Regions from separate parts of the Homo sapiens genome. Here region 2 is linked to region 1. Evidence: chromatin loops called from intact Hi-C (ENCODE). Cell type or tissue: dorsolateral prefrontal cortex. All regions are shown on one strand.

Region 1 (8,000 bases):
TTATTAGAAGAAAAGAAAGACTAATAGACACTTTTTGTATGTGTTCGTTCAACAATTTTAAAGGAATTTAAAATTGTGTAACTTATTTTCAACTTTCATGTTGCCTATCAATTGTTATATTATTAATAGATGTCATTAAGATGACCAGTTTCTGCTTTCTATGGCTATAGTAGGACTTCACAAGTACTAATTACTTAAAAAGAGAACAATAAGATGTTCTTTATGTTATATGAGAGACTCGGTAGGTATTTGGAAGATTACTTTTAACATTACAGCTTTTAATGGTATTTTATATTCATTGTACTTTTTTGCTTTGTTTTGTTTTATTTTTTGTTTCTTTTTTATTGCCTTCAAATGAAATTTTACTATGCATTGCAGTCTAAAAAGCTAAATTTTCCTTACAATGATGAACACAGGTTTTCTTAATCATAACAAATTAGTGTCCTATAATGAGGAGGGAATAGTGATTAAAACCTTTAAACTTGTATTTCAAAAGAGAAGAAAAAATACATGGATTATTCAGAATGGGCTATTTAGTTCTATGTATCAAACTTAGCAAGAATGAAAGTCTGTCCCATGATTAATTTTACCAACTCAGGTAATGGAGAACATTCTAACAATGGAGATAGCTTAAACTTTAAACACTTTTAACAGACAAAATAATGTGCAATCATGTCTCTGTGCATCTTGTAAAAAAAAACATGCACAGTATTTTCATTTGGAAAGTTTTTCCTCTGTGCAGTTATAGCAAGGTCCCAACACAAGTCAGTTTACATGTTTTGATTTCCACTGAGTTGTTTGTTTGAATGAATGTATCAGCAATTGGCAAAATTATCAAAACATTTATCTAGTGAGTTGCATAAACTTTGTTTAAAATAATGCGTAAAGTTTCACAGATTAGGGAAAAAAAAGTGTATTTTATTATAGCCAAGATTGAACTGACATATTAAACTAAAATAGTTTAAATTTTGTGCAACTTTAGAAATTATCTTATTCTAAATCTCACGGCAAAGAATAATCTGGGGGAGCAGGAAAGGGAATGAGGTTAGTACATTGATAAGGGTAAAAACCTAGCTGACACACAGATTACAAATGACAAGATTTTGCAACAATCTTGCATCTGGATCTATACAAAAAATTGCATGAGAAAATAAAGACTTGTTTCTAGTGTTTCCAAACAGATCTTTCTAAATTTAAGCTATAAAAGGCTGTTTCACCTCAGGCCTGCATGAGAACCACTGCTGTCCCTTGTGGGGACTACCTTATTTCCATTTTCCAGACACATGTTTTCCCCTTTCTCAACTATTTTAAGAATTATAAGTAAGCAGGACTCTAAAATTCAAGTTCAGTGTGCAGAGAGTTAATTTAAATATGATAACAAATGGCTCTGCTTTTGAAATGAATGTAGCCTGGCAACTTCAACTGGGAACCCTTCGGAGGGCCTCAATTATGTATGCGGTTTCTTTGAGAAATAGTTTCACACATCTGACCCAAGGACCAGTATGTTGTTGCCATGAAATAAAACTGTACGTAGGCATTGTTTCATTGCTGCACCCTCCACACACTGCCGGCCTCCACTCCCTTCCCCCACCCTGCACATGCATGTACACACACATACACACACTCACACAAACTCTTTTATTGTCATTCCGCTTCTATTTTTCTAGTAGAGTGAATGTATCAACGTAATTATCATGAACATAATGGCCCGTGATTACTTTTATTTGCTATAAAAATATTCTGATTCTAACTGCCAAACTGTTCCGGTCAAAATCAGGAGTGGGAAACCTACAAGATAAGTAAAGGGTTAAACCACCCACACCATTTCAATTTTTTTCAAAATGGCTGCTTTGTCTGTGTGCATACACCAATAGCAAATGTCCTTCTGTTATTGTACAGCCAATTTGATGTGTCAAGTATTCATATGCTAATAACGGTACAGTTTCTCACTTTTTCACAGATAAATGGTAAAGATTGTTACAGACAGTGAAACACAAGAATAAACAGCTTTTATTTCAGACGCGATAAATTACTTTCCATTCAAATAACATGCGACACACGCTGCTGACCATTTTGTTTCTATTCACTGTTAGTTTGCCTTCTGGGTGTGTTTTTTTAGAATAGTTTGAAAATATTTAACAGATATGGACAGAGTTGTTACTAATGACTTGATTGCATTAATTTGCTTTGTAGTCATTTCATCACTCGAAGTTCATTTTTATGCTCAGTTATTACAGTGGGAGAAAGTTTGATGGAAAATCTGACACTGTTTCCCTAACATGGTACAATCAAGTCTTTTTAAAGCTTGGTAATGACAGTATTTGAAGAATGGATATCTTCCCTTCCAGGTTAGCAGAAATGTCATTCAGTAAATAAAATCCCTTGCTAAGAGTATCACCTAAAAAAAGACACTTGAATGAAATGTACGTTGTTCTGTCAGAACAAAGTGAAATCACTTTGGTTTTCTAAGACATAAATATGTCCTTTTAGAAACCCTGAGTAGGTTAAATATATATGATTAAAGCATACACTTATTGCTAGGGTAGACAAATTAATGCAAAGATGAGGGTGGGGGAGGGGACTGAAGTATGAGAGAGAATTAACCAGTCCTTAAAGAAATATTTTTAAAATAATGTACCCATGAACATGCATGCACTGATGACAGTTATAAATCAAAAGAAACATTTCTGATTTATTTCTCCTCAATTTAACAAGATGCACTTATCTGTTCTTGAGTTGCAATACTTTTAGGGACAAAAATTAGAATACCTAGAAATTAAGCTAATGATTCTTCTAGCTACTTCTTACATTCACCTTATTGTGCCTAAATCTTTTGTCTGAGCTTTACATATGACCATTTTTTGGTTTATGTTTGGTCCCCTCTGATTGTTACATATACTTGAATTGCTTGCTTGGATGGGGAGCATACAAAATAATTAAGTAAACATGAAGAAAAGTAGCTTGATTCGTTGCTAGGCTGAAGGATCACATAGAAAAGTTTTTTTCCAATTGCCCAAAATTAAGTACAAATACACACATGCACTTCCATATACTCAGATGCAGACAAAATCAAACTAGAGAATTTTTAGAAGCACTACCCTGGATCATGCCTTAAGACATTAAGGATTCCAAAGGTAACTATGACATTAGGTCAATGAGGCTGCAGCTCCCTAATAGTGTAATCAGCAGATTGTAAATTTTTACATAATTCTAGGACAAAAGCTAGCTATTTTGAAGCAGTCTTATAATCTGAGGCCTTTTCTCTGAGCTCCAAAATACCAGAGAAGATTATTGTATCATATCAATGAGGAATAGTAAATGCAAGTGACCAGTTTTATATTAAACATGGACAATCAAGAGATTTTTCTACTATAAGGCTACACAAATAAGCTCATAAAACTTATTACCCTTTCTTCCTCTCTAACGCCATTGTTAAAAATACAAATTAATAGGATCAACTTCAAATATCTATTTTAAATTCTGCCTTTTATATATGTTATTTTTTTTTCTACAGGAAGAGTAGTTAATGGCAGATGAAATACTAATTTTTACTTTATGGGACACCCATCAAAAAGTGACTGTAAGCTAATTTATCAAAATTGAAATAAAGTAGGACACCAGTAGCTATTTCAAGAATTAATTTAAAATGTGCTATATGCCACACATGCTGCATTACTCAGAATGTGTTATTAATTTAAATGTTTCTTAACTAATTATAAAGACTAAATGGAGAACTTTTGCCCGTTGTTTCTTTTCTTCCCCCATCTAGTCTCTTTATCTGTGTAAATACAATTAGGCCTCACTCAGAGCTCTGGGTCTTTGTCTTTCCCCTTTTAATTCCTGTCCTTAGTGTAATTAGCACCTTGGGCACAATCGTAGGAATACACACAGGGAGTTTATTTTCACTGACTATTTTGATATTGCTTCTATCACTTTACCCTCGAACACCATTTTCATTTGCTCTGGGAACTTTCTAAGTACAGAGGTTTAAATCACTAACTCAAATTTTATACTGTGGACAGACAGTTATACATGGATATACAGGACCTGTTCAGAACATGTCAGCTGCACATGATATTTGATCTTTCGTCATACACTCATGCCCATGAACTCCAGGCACACTTATCTGGGTTAAAGCAGTGGCATTCTACCTTCACTCACAAATGTTTAATTATAACTGAGGTTTCAATTAAAAATAAATACAATAGAGTGCCAGAATGCCGAGGGGCTGCGAATGGGCTGGAGGAAACAAGGATTAGAAACAAGGCTTTTGTCTTCTTGCCTCAAAAGGTACAGGTTTTAGGTGTATATTATGAAACATCCTGAAATGTACATTGACTGACTAATTTTCAGGTAAGAATTGTAGTTTTCTTTTTCAAGAAGTATGAGAATTATTAGTGTTTTGAGTTTTTGAGTTACTTATACACAACTTTTCTAATTCATTTATACTCTGTGCCAAAAGTTTTCGGCCTGTTATTTAAAGGGAAAAGTATTCCATAGACAGTGTGAGCAAGATTTGAAGGGATGGTTAAGTGCCACACAGTCACTGAGTTTCTCAATTCCACCAGTAAAATTATGTTCAAGAACTGAGGATGCACTCTCTGCTTTGAATTGCCTACATCTGTCTGCGGCTACCAGCTGAATGGGATAGTGTGACACGCTCACTTCTTTTTCTTATAATCAAATCAACCATGAGGTGTTTCATGATATTTTGGTGTAAATGACCACAAAAATAAATTTTACATACTCATGTTGTCTTGGGTTTTCGCAGAGGTCACAGTGTTTCTGAGTATGGTGTCAATATATAGTTTAGGCTATTATTAAACATACAAAGGAAAATGGAGACTCAAGGCAATGATCAAAATAAATCATATGGAAAAACCTTACCTTAGACCTAAAGTATCGCATATTTTAAGCAAGGAACTTATTTCACCTTTATCTAGAAATCGATTTAATTTTGAATTCTATTTCTCCACAGGCTCTATATTACTAAAATATGATGAAATTGTGAATGTTTAATTATAAATTATGTCTCAAACAAATGAAATGCAGTGTGAATTTTAGTCTCTGAATATTAAGATAAGAAAACATTACCATTAAGACTGAGTCTACATGTTACATGAAACAAAGAATTGAAGCATTATTTGAATCTTGAAAGCACCAAATATACAGGGGCCCCAAGTTATCTGGATAAAGCTCCTACATATTCACTTCATTTGTGTAGATGCAGCCTGACTGCCTGCATCTAAATGGAATCAATTTAGATTCCAAGTGGTTTGAGGTTTATTAAACACAGTGAACTTAGCAAACATGCATTCCCCTCAAGCTTTCAGGTTGGTATTTTCTGCAACCATGTTTGAAGAAGCAAAATCCAGACCTCTCGTAGGCATAGAGGCAAGAGATCGGGTTCCTGTGCTGCTCTTCGCCATATATAAAAACTGATGGTTTTGGTGATGTGGGCCATAACATGAAAGTCATGTTTTTTCTACTATTTAGTCAAAGGAATGATGGGTACTGTGAGTCAACAACAAGCACGGCTACAAAAGAGAGCAGGATTAATGAAAAGAGGATACAGGACTTGTCTGATTGCTCCCACAATGATGCACCACCCTGGATAGCTCATTAGGGTACTCAGAAGAGCACAAAGAGTCTTTTAAATAAAGCTTCCTTGTTCCAAGAGTGTATTCATCACCTCATGCCTATCCAGGATAGGAGGGCTTTCTCCTTGGAGTCTGAATGAAGCAACCTGTAATCAGTTGTATGGAGATGTTGCTAAACATATTTGTAACCTCAAAGAAGTCTTCATTCACCGGAACAGGGACAACCTCAGAAGAAATGGATTTTTTCCCAAGGGTACCATTTCTATTTAGCATGTTAGTACCTTTGTAACCTATTGGATGGAGGACACTGTGGGAAAAGCCTGGAGAGACTTCCCCCTTTACAAATAAAAAAGAAATCTAAAGGAATAGGAGCCTTGTGACAACAAAAAAGAAAAGAACAAAAGTGACTCATGTATGTCAAATGGAGCAGGCACCTAACTAAGCAATAATTAGAACTTTGCCCACAATTCTCTCAGACGAGGCAGTCACAGGCTGGATTTTGGCATAGGGTGTTAATGTGTGAAAGTAGAAGTTGTCTCAAATAGAAGAAAAGCCTAGGAACATAAGGCAGAGCATCGTGACTGCATTATAGTAAAGGCAACAGGGCCTCTTTAGTTAGATGAACTATACTCAGTTGTGTCTTGGCTGTGCTGCTTTCTTCTTTTAAGTTTGAAGTTAAAATGCTACAGGATTAGTCTTACCTGCCACAGAGAACAATGTGGCTAAAATGACGCAAGCCAGGAGAGCTTTCCTGAATGAATGATGCTGTGCTCAATTTACAATAGCTAGAAAATAACAGTAATTATTATAGATTGAGGGGAAAACAGTCTGTAGAATTGTGTTGCAAAGTTGTAAACTTTATGCGGCTAGCAAAAATTCCTGCAAAGGTTTTCAAGTTAAAGTGAAAATAAAAGACTTAAATCATTAGAGTGGTCTTGCGCTCTGGATCTCACATGTTTTCACATGTGAGAAATCTCAAATGATAAAGTATGTACTTTTGCAAAAGCATCCTGTAGATTTAATTGTAAACTAAGTTTAGCAATGTTTTGGGGGGCTGGCTGCCCCAAAGTACAGTGACAGACTAATCAATCCTTCTTTCTTCATTGTTGAAACTCAGCTAATGAATAGTGAGCCAGAGCAAACAGCGAGTGAGAACGCTTGATGAGGACACAGAATGTAGATACATACACTTTATAAATCATCTTTAGATTGAAGACATTTTACAAATATTGTCATTAAAAATAATTATTTAGGACAACATTTTTCAATTGTTCTCATTTTTGGATGAGGTTCAAAGATTGTCTAAAGGAAGAAAGGGCGGGGCCTTATCTACAAAGAGGGTCTCTCTGACGCTGGGCTCTGCTGCCGCTGCTGCTGCTGCTGCTGCTGCTGCAGGAATTCCACCTTGCCAGGCCACTAGCATGTCCTTTGCCTTCAGGAAAGAGAGATTTGCAACTGAACAAATGCTTTACATTAGCAAATGGACAAGCTACCGACTAATGAATGGCACTTCTTTATCAGCATATACAAACTTATACCAGCTTATACCACACTTGGCACACACACTCTTAAGGCAATGTGAAACATGACAGAATAGAATATTTAGTTGTTATTTTGCAATTAGCATTTTACCATAATGAAGACTCTAGATGTAACTCTTTCTAAATTTAAACTTTAGCAGAATTTTCCATTTTCATATTAAGAAAATCATAATTAACTAATCTTTAAAATGTGTTGCTGCCTAAACATTGGAAAGGCTGGAGGATTAAATTCAGTGCTGATAAATTAAACATAATGTGTTTGTACATATATAGTTATAGTTACAATTATATAGACAAATATACATGTATATGTACATATAGATATGTAGAAAAAGATATGAAGCTAGATATATAGATAGGTAAATATATACACGTATAGGTATATATGTATACATATGCATGCATATATGTCTATAACCATCTACCTATCTATATATATGTAGCTACACATCTTGTGTACATGCATATATACCCCTTTAATGTATATCTCATAACTTGAGTGCTTGTATTATATTTTATGCTTAGTATAATTCTAGACTGTATTTTTTGTTATATATAAACTTTAAATAACTAGAGATTCTGTTTCAATGACATATTTTAAAGTCTTCAAAAAGGAAAAAATTCAGTATGTATGTAAAAAGGAAGAATATTGGCAACGATTTATTATTTTTATTAAGAAAATAAATCCCTACTGAGTTCCTAAAACTTGTATTAGTTGCTACTTGGTGTGCATATTTGTGTGAGTGTTGGTAAGAAATCCTATTTTGACTAATGCCTGAACAATGGAAATATATTAGGTTTTAGATATGCAAATGTTTATTATAATACTGGTATTGGAATAACAATAATACTAGCAACT
Region 2 (8,000 bases), 88 kb before region 1:
CACACTCACATGCACGCACATAAACACGCGCATTCAGACACCCCCACTATGGAGAAATGGCAACCCTGGAAACTTTTTTTTAAACAGGAATTCCCTTTCTCTTAGGTCATAGGTATTTAAGAAAGAGAGAGAGAGAAACAGAAACAGCTTTTACGTTTTATTTTATTTTAATTTTCTGTGTGTGGAGAGCAGCTATGGCTCCATAATGTCCCAACCCTGCTTTCATCATGCTCATATTCTGGCAACACACAGGTTTGATGCAATTTGTTCTAACTTTTCATTTCAACCATTGCTTTTCTCAAAGTGGTCAGAGTTTAAAGACTGCAAAAGCAGAGGGAAAAGAAATACCACGGCAGGGGGAAAAAACAAACCAACCCCCAAACTGGTGCTGGTATTCAGTGCATTGACACATTCTCAAATGTTTTCTCTGTAGTTATAACACAAAAGCGCTTTCTTCCCTGTTTTGATGTGTTAAAGACGGAAAGAGAGAGGACACTTCGAAGTGGTAAAATAAGTATTTGGAAAGCACAGGGAATGTATTTGTCTTTTGAATGTCCAGGATGTGTCAATAACGTGTTGATACTCTACCATTTAATATTAATTAAATTTTTAAAAATGGAAAAGAGATGAAAAGTTAAATTTAGGCACATTGTCTCTCATACGCCGAACTTTTAGCTATCAATGTTGCCTTCTGTTTTGTATAATTAGAAGTGCATCCAAAGCCAGTCACTTTACTATCTATAAAATAAGGATAACAAGGATGCTAAGTCCCTCTGAGAAGGGTGTGAGTGGATCAATAATACATTATTGTCTAATTTTGACATTTGGCAGAAGAAACCATAAACTTTTACTCCTGTAATGTCAGTAATCTGAACGAATTTTCCTAAGCAATATTATTTGCAGATTCTTTTACTGAGTGAAACAAATAAGAATTTGAAAGACAAAGATGACCTGGTTCTTAAACACTGGCTCCTATCTAAGGACCAAAATCTCTGAATTGAATCCCAGAGTCCTTTACAATTGTACTGTGTACCCCGGCTTTTTTAAAAAGATTTTAAAATGTAAGCTAGATGATTTCAAAACTGATGAAAGTTATGCCACCATTCTTACTTATATCTAATTCATGTTTTAATAGTCATAAGTTTTAGTATACCTAGAGTACAAAGAAGTGTTTACTTAAACCAGTTTCTATACCAGTAGAAACTAACTCCCCCAGAATATTTTTGATGTAATTATTTAAAATCATTTTAATTAGAAGAACAATAAGATGATAGGAAATCAAGGCCCTCGGGTTTTCTGTATGGCTGTATCATCCAGCTTCATAAAGTTACTTAACGAAGTATTTTAAAATATTGTTTATATGAATGTAAACTTACCCTAATTATATACTAAGAAATGTAGTCCATTTGATTTCTTCCCATTCCTGGCCTCAAAAATCAAACCTGCTCTGTTTGGAAAAAGCTGAGTCTTCTGTGATATCATGGACCTTTTTATATTTCAGCAAGGAAGTGGAGGTCATGGAGTCATAAATATCAAAATTTTCAGGACCCAAGCTGTAAGGTTTTATCCTTTCCTTTGTGAAGGCTGATGCAGATGGATTTCTAATTTCCTTTGATTTCTGTCCTCTTGTCTGTGTGTTTTCTTTATTTGTATAAATTGCATTGTCCTTTCTATAAGAATGTTTGAGCACACTCTCCCTGATAGATTCTCATTCTCACTCCCCTCAGCTTGTTTGAGGTTTAGAATGGGGGTGCTTTTCCTTATTTTAAAAGCTTTGCAATTTAGACTCCGAGAGCCAGGACTGGTTTTCTATCCATCGGGACCTGCTCAAAGGTCACACTCAAGATCATAAGCCATGTTCACATCCTTCTTATGGGAAAATGATAAAATAATATCCACAGGCATCTGATACTAGGGGCATGGCCTGGACACACACCTTGCCCTCTTCCCCTTGGCCTTGTCTGCCTTGAAGAATGAATAGATCCATCCCCAAAGTTGATGCTTCGAAGTGACCAGTCAGATGCTAGCAGGTCAGCTGGCTATCCTCTTGGATAGAGGGTCCATAAATTAAAGAAATGTTGGTGTGGTTGAAAGAGGAAGGTAGTCCAGCCCAAGGGAAGTCACGTAAATCTCTCCAGGAGCTTTGTTCCCAGTAGGGAGTGGGGGTGAGAGTTGGGGTAGCTCGGGGCTGTGGGCTGTTATTAATGCCCTGGCCCTCCTGCGGTGGGTGCTAACTTGTTGTGCATGAGAGCTGCCACCATCCTTCCCAAACATCGGGCGCTTGGAAAAGTCAAGCACAGTTGAGCCCTGATTTTCATTTAATAGTCAAAACCAAGATGCATTTGGGCTATGATGATAGGACAGCTCCCTTGAAAAGATTATTTGAACTACAAAGGCATTCATTTAGGGCTAGCAATGTTGCAAAAGGGCCCGCTAGAAATTAGCAGCCTGTCCTGGTATTTGGAGAGCAAGAGTGACAACTTATTGGAAGTTCTCAAGGAATCATTTATATTTCACACTCCACTAGGCAGCTGATTTGAGATTGTCTGTTAGCATAACAAAGGCTCTGAGCCTGTGAACTTCAGAAACCTTTCGACCTCTTAGCTGCTGGCATGAATAGCCCCCAGTCCTGCCTATAGAGATCTCCCAAAGCTCCCCTGTTCGTGGCTAAATTGTTAATCAGGGTAATTTAATATAGTTTTCAATATGCCTCATCTCTTATTGGGAAAGGTATTCACAGCTTCCCTACCCCTGAAAAAAAAAGTTCTTTTATTCAAGTGTGAGAGGGGCAGCTGCAGACAGACCCCCATCCCTTGCTTCTCCCCCTACTCCTTCACAGCAGCAATGTTCTGAGCAGCAACCATAGAGAAGGGCCAGAAAGAGAAACTCAGAACGACGATCCCATCCCCTGGCATGCACTCCACCCTGAACCTGAAACTTCAGCCTATTTATGCTGGGAACCGCCAAAACAAAAACCCAAGGCTCAGCCATAACTGAAACCTCAGAGTCACACACACACACACACACACACACACACACACACACGCCACACCTCCTTCTCCACCCTCCCTTCACCAACACCCTGCCCCTCCCCCCTCATCCCAACTAAGCTTCTCTTGTGTTTCTGGACAAAACGCACCAGACCCCAAGGCCTGTTAATTTTCATTTCTCACTCTGTCCAGGCAGCCCACACCGTCCTGCACGCTCCTTCACAGAGTCACACTCGGCCTGGCCCCTGCATCAACTCCCGGTGTCATATACACTTGCTCTCGCCTGCTCCCTCGCACACTATCAATTCACATGCACATTAGTTAGCTGAAAAGAGCCGGAGCACAAATATATTCATTTTAATCCAGTTAAGACCTAAGAGGTCTCCTAGGATATTATTCAATAGTTTGAAAACTAAGTATAAAATTCAGATTTTGCTACGCTGTTTCATCTCACAGAGGCCTACAGTATGCCTTTCTTTCACTTTATACCATGTGTGTATTCTAAAAAAGTAAAATAAAACCGAATAAAAAAAAAACAATCACAGGCAAAATACCCAGCTTCAGGCAGGCACTATGCTCAAATATTATTATCTTTTTAATGACTGTTTCTAGTACCCATGTGCACATCAGAATAGCAATTTTATACAAAGAAGGAAAAAGTATGAAGTCACTAATTACATTTTTAAAAATTAAAAATAAAAGGATACAATCTCTTAAACTTATTTTCTCTTTCTTTTCCACGTGAGCATTTTAAGGCATCTCTAAAGCATGTCTGAGTGTTTCTGGGTTCCTTTGGTGGTGGTTTTCTGTGTAATTGGTGCTCTGTCTTTGTGCGAGTTGAGGCTCTGTGTGTTGCTTCTTTCTGGAACAGCCATTTCTCGCTTGTGCCCCGTTTTGGTTAGTGTGTCTGTCTCTCAGCCTCCTGAAGTTGGATAAAGGCAGGATGTAGTGCCTGAAGTATTTTCTTTGATTTTTCTCTAGTTAGAGTAGTCCCTGATGGGGGTTGGGAGATTTCTTCACTCACTTGGGTTCCTAATCTAGAATCTGAAAACTGCTGGGAGGTGGGAGACCAATTTCTATTTACAGCATCAAGGAAAGGATTATTAAACCTCCAAAATCAGAAGTACAAACATAGATTTACACTTAATAAAACAAGACAAAACAAACAGCCTAGCTTCTTTCCCAAAATAATTTTTTTTGGAATTAAAAAAAGATTAAGAAATAGGTTTACTGCCCAATTTTAATATCTAAACAATGCCCAGAGGTGACATGTTAAAACAGAAAATAAAATAAATGTATCTGGTGGTTATATTATATGGTAATCCTAAAGACTGCATTTTCCTTTAAAAAAAAAAAAAGGAATCTGACAGTTTTAATTTCAACGTTGTGGAAGTTTTTAGATTATAAATGTTTTTGCCAATAATCTGTGTATTATTCATGTTAATGATGTGCTTTTTGGTTTATTGTATATTGTAAGTAGTGATTTTCATTTTCTCAGTGTTTTAAACCAAAATATTTTAAAAACATTAATTGTTATTATAAATTGATGGGTAAATATGGCTGGTTTCTTTTATTAAAAGCCAAAAATATGAAGTTGTTCATATATAAATATCACAAATTCAACTTTCAGAAGGTGCTTAGAGTAAAAAAATTATGGCTTTAAGCCCAAGAAAGAAAAAATACACAATTTGCATTTTTTCAATGCTTTTGCTTAACATTTTTTTCATTAGGTTTTTTCCTCATTAGAATTTATGATCCATGTCGATCATTACACTTTCACATTTCTGATTTCTGTTAAATTTTCTGACAGAGGCTAATAAATATAAAAGAGTAAAAAGGCCTATTTGCTTTCATCTAAGGTGCTCAATATTTTCAGGTTATTTGTATTTGCATTGAAATCTTTTCCATGTTCTTAATTTAAATTATTAAAATTTGACTGAAACTAATTCTATTTGAAGCTAAGATGTAACAGGGTTTTTTTTTCCCAAGGAATTAAACAATGTGATTTTGCTAAATTATAACATTTTCTTTGGCTTGAGCCATCTAACACCCTCTCCAACATGGCACAGTTTGGGCTTCATATTTGTGGAACAAGAAGGGTTGGGGGGAGAAGGATGTATATTTGGAATGGTGTTTGACAGGGAGAATGAACGCAGACACCAGAACAATTATATTACAATCCCATTGGGAATGCCAGCACCAAATTTAGCCAGACTGATGGGGTACTGTCTAGACGGTCCCTTTTGTGTATCAGCTGTTTTTTCCCTGCTTTATTGCACTGCCTGAATGTGTGAGTTGAACATGCATATGGATCCCAAGCATAACCATTCCTGCAACCATACACTGCTATTAAACTTCCTCTCATTTGGCTAGGAATCAAAGGTTGTGTATTCCTACTATATTCCCTTTATAATATTTTGTAATTAAAATGCAGCTTCCAGATTAGTGGCTTAACAAAGGTCATAAGACAAAGTAGAAGGTGCCTAGGCTCTTTCTTTATATGAAAAAAAATGTACAAATATACTAGGTAAACATTTCTATCTTCTCAAACATGTCCACCTCTTTTCTATACAAGTAAAAAGAAGCCAGAAAGAAAGGAATTAAAACAATGAGAAGAAAGAAGCACAGTACATGTAAATTACCACCTTTCCTTTTGAAAAGGGCAAAGGATAGAAAGAAAGAATATTTATTTAATGTTTACAGTGTAATTAATGGCAGTGTTTGTGGTTTTCTTTTTTTTTTCTTTCTCATCTTTATTTGGTAAACCAAATGGAGTTCAGTAATCAGTTCTTGTGAAGTCTTAGAAATGGATTTTCAAACTCTTTTAAATACACACTTACACAATTGCTTTTGTGTTGTTGAGCATATAGGAAATCCTAGAGACATCTCAGATCTGGGCAACTGTCAGGATTTTGTTTTGTTTGTCAAGATGGTGCAGGAAGGGTAGAGCTTACTTATATATGAATACAGTATCCACATAAAACATTCGTTGTTCAAAGGGGCAGAAATGCACCCCTAAATAGGAAGCGCACTCCACGGGTGATGGGTACTAAGGTTGGATGCCTTTGCTCACAACCAAGAATTTGAAACGAACTCAAATTCATTATTCCAATTAGAAAGTGAGAAATAGAATAATGCATTAATGTTAATGAATGTAGGTATAAGATCCGCCTCTTTCTGTAAAAGTTTATCAGCAACTTTGTCTACAGTCACCAAAAATTGAAAGGTATGAGAAATTGGAATTCCACAGGATGTAAGTCATTATAAATAAAATTATTGTCTTGTAGTAGGATCCAAAATGAATCCACTGTTTCAGGAAACTGGATCCCACATTTCATAGCACAAATAAGTTTTGTTAATATGTACACACAAACTTTGTTTGGAAAAGGAATTCTACTTTCCATTTGCTGAAATTGTTATCCCTTAGTAAGGAGAAGAGGCAAAAGTTTTACCATAAAGAAAAAAAATCAAGGTTAAAAGTGATAAGAAAAAATTTGTACAGTTACATCCTTGTTTCATGCATTAAATTTTGTCTGACTAAATGGTGGAATTTAGATTTTTAAAATAATAATTTTCTATGCTTTGCTGCTGAAATTTAATAACTACCATCTACTATGGACAACGAAGATTTTATTCATCTTTTGAGGACTGGATATTGAAGAGAGGTCTGTAGGAAAGATAAAGTAAATTGTATTCCCAATTTTACTGAACAGGGTAAGACAAGAAGTGATCTATTTTTTGGTTTGAAACATTATATCAGCAAATCCACAATCATAAAATATGACCAGTGACACAGGATTGGGGAAATTCACTGTCTGGAAGAGGGGAGGAGATTGAACAAATGACATTAAACATGGAGACCTTGAGTAGGCACTTGTAGGCATTGGTGTTAGCAATCTCTGAGGCCTAACTTTGGTACTATTAAGAAAAAATATAACCAAAGGCAGGGGCAGAGGGCAAAAGAAACCAAGACTGAGAAACAGAGAAAGCAAGAGGAAAATGGTGGTGGGTGGGTGGGTTGGGGGTGGGTGGCATGCAGGGGTAGTGAGAGAGAAAGAAAGAAAAGGGGAGCAGAGAATGAATATTCTAAGCATTGTTTTAATCTAAAACAGAGACGCTTCCAGGAGAATGAATTTCAATGGAGCTGAGCCAAAAATAATTATAGAGATTTTCTTGTTTTGTTTTGTGAATGAAGAGCATCTCTTTTCCCTGGAGATGCGAGAGTGAGAAAGAACCAGAGCCAAGAGATTGAAGTGATGCCCCTCTGCCCCTTTACTTCCACACACCACAGTGGCAGACCTTTCTTTCTTCCCTTTTCCAAAAGCTATTGGCACCGAATTGTGCTAGGAAGAGAGGGACGTGGCAGCAGCCCTCAAACCTTAGCTGGGTTTTCTATTCTAACAATAGCTTGTTTACTTGATAAGGCTGAAGTATTGAAATTGGAAGCAAGATTGGGGTTGGGGGGGAGAGTGATACATATTTTAGGTTCTAGAAATAAAATTGAGCTATTTACAACTAAGAATATTCCCCTATTTGAGATACTTGAAACTTCCTTTGGAGTTTGTTTTACCAATTATATTTGTTTCCTTGTTTTTCATCATCAATAGCAAGCTACTAAAGGAAATAAAGTATTCTCTCAATTTTCCTCCATTTTCTCTGTGATGTAAAATCTTTATCTTGGAACTTTTTTTACAGGGAAAAATTGTCATTTGTTAAAATAGCTTGAGCTATGACTGAGTTGTTGTGAAAGCAATATAATATACTCTTCATGAAAGCAGGAATAAAAGGCTTTATACTAATATGAAATACACAGGATTGGAGGAGAAACCCACTAACATTAATAGACTTTTGTGACAGAGTAATCATAAACAACTCAGAATTAATACCTAAAGACTATTAATTTTCTTAAGTTAAATTGACTTACATAAAAATCACACCAGTAAGTACTGTCAGAACCTGGATATTCTCTCCAAATCTCTTATTTTAGGTGTTATGTTGTGTTAAAGACCC

Evidence for each region. A loop is a pair of places that touch in the nucleus more often than their neighbours do. Peaks named below come from ENCODE experiments on the same cell type or tissue, not always from the same donor. Only the 100,000 strongest peaks of a DNase experiment are listed, where the experiment ranks them.
Region 2: it touches region 1 in a loop (3-fold over the local background); 4 of 110 quality-filtered maps call a loop at or near these places.

The regions. Positions count from the first base shown.
Region 1 is chr5:88,482,650-88,490,649 of GRCh38, forward strand. No RefSeq gene overlaps it. Among named protein-coding and RNA genes, the nearest start is that of LINC02060, 48 kb to the left of the region's middle. In dorsolateral prefrontal cortex, no CTCF peak of the experiment used is centred here; no DNase peak of the experiment used is centred here; H3K4me3 peaks cover 2,690 bases; H3K27ac peaks cover 5,578 bases.
Region 2 is chr5:88,394,606-88,402,605 of GRCh38, forward strand. All of the region lies in intron 2 of TMEM161B-DT (TMEM161B divergent transcript), which reads left to right. Among named protein-coding and RNA genes, the nearest start is that of LINC02060, 40 kb to the right of the region's middle. RefSeq lists enhancers at 1,732-2,843, 2,110-2,986. In dorsolateral prefrontal cortex, no CTCF peak of the experiment used is centred here; DNase peaks (open chromatin) are centred at 2,250 and 3,156; H3K4me3 peaks cover 5,511 bases; H3K27ac peaks cover 8,000 bases.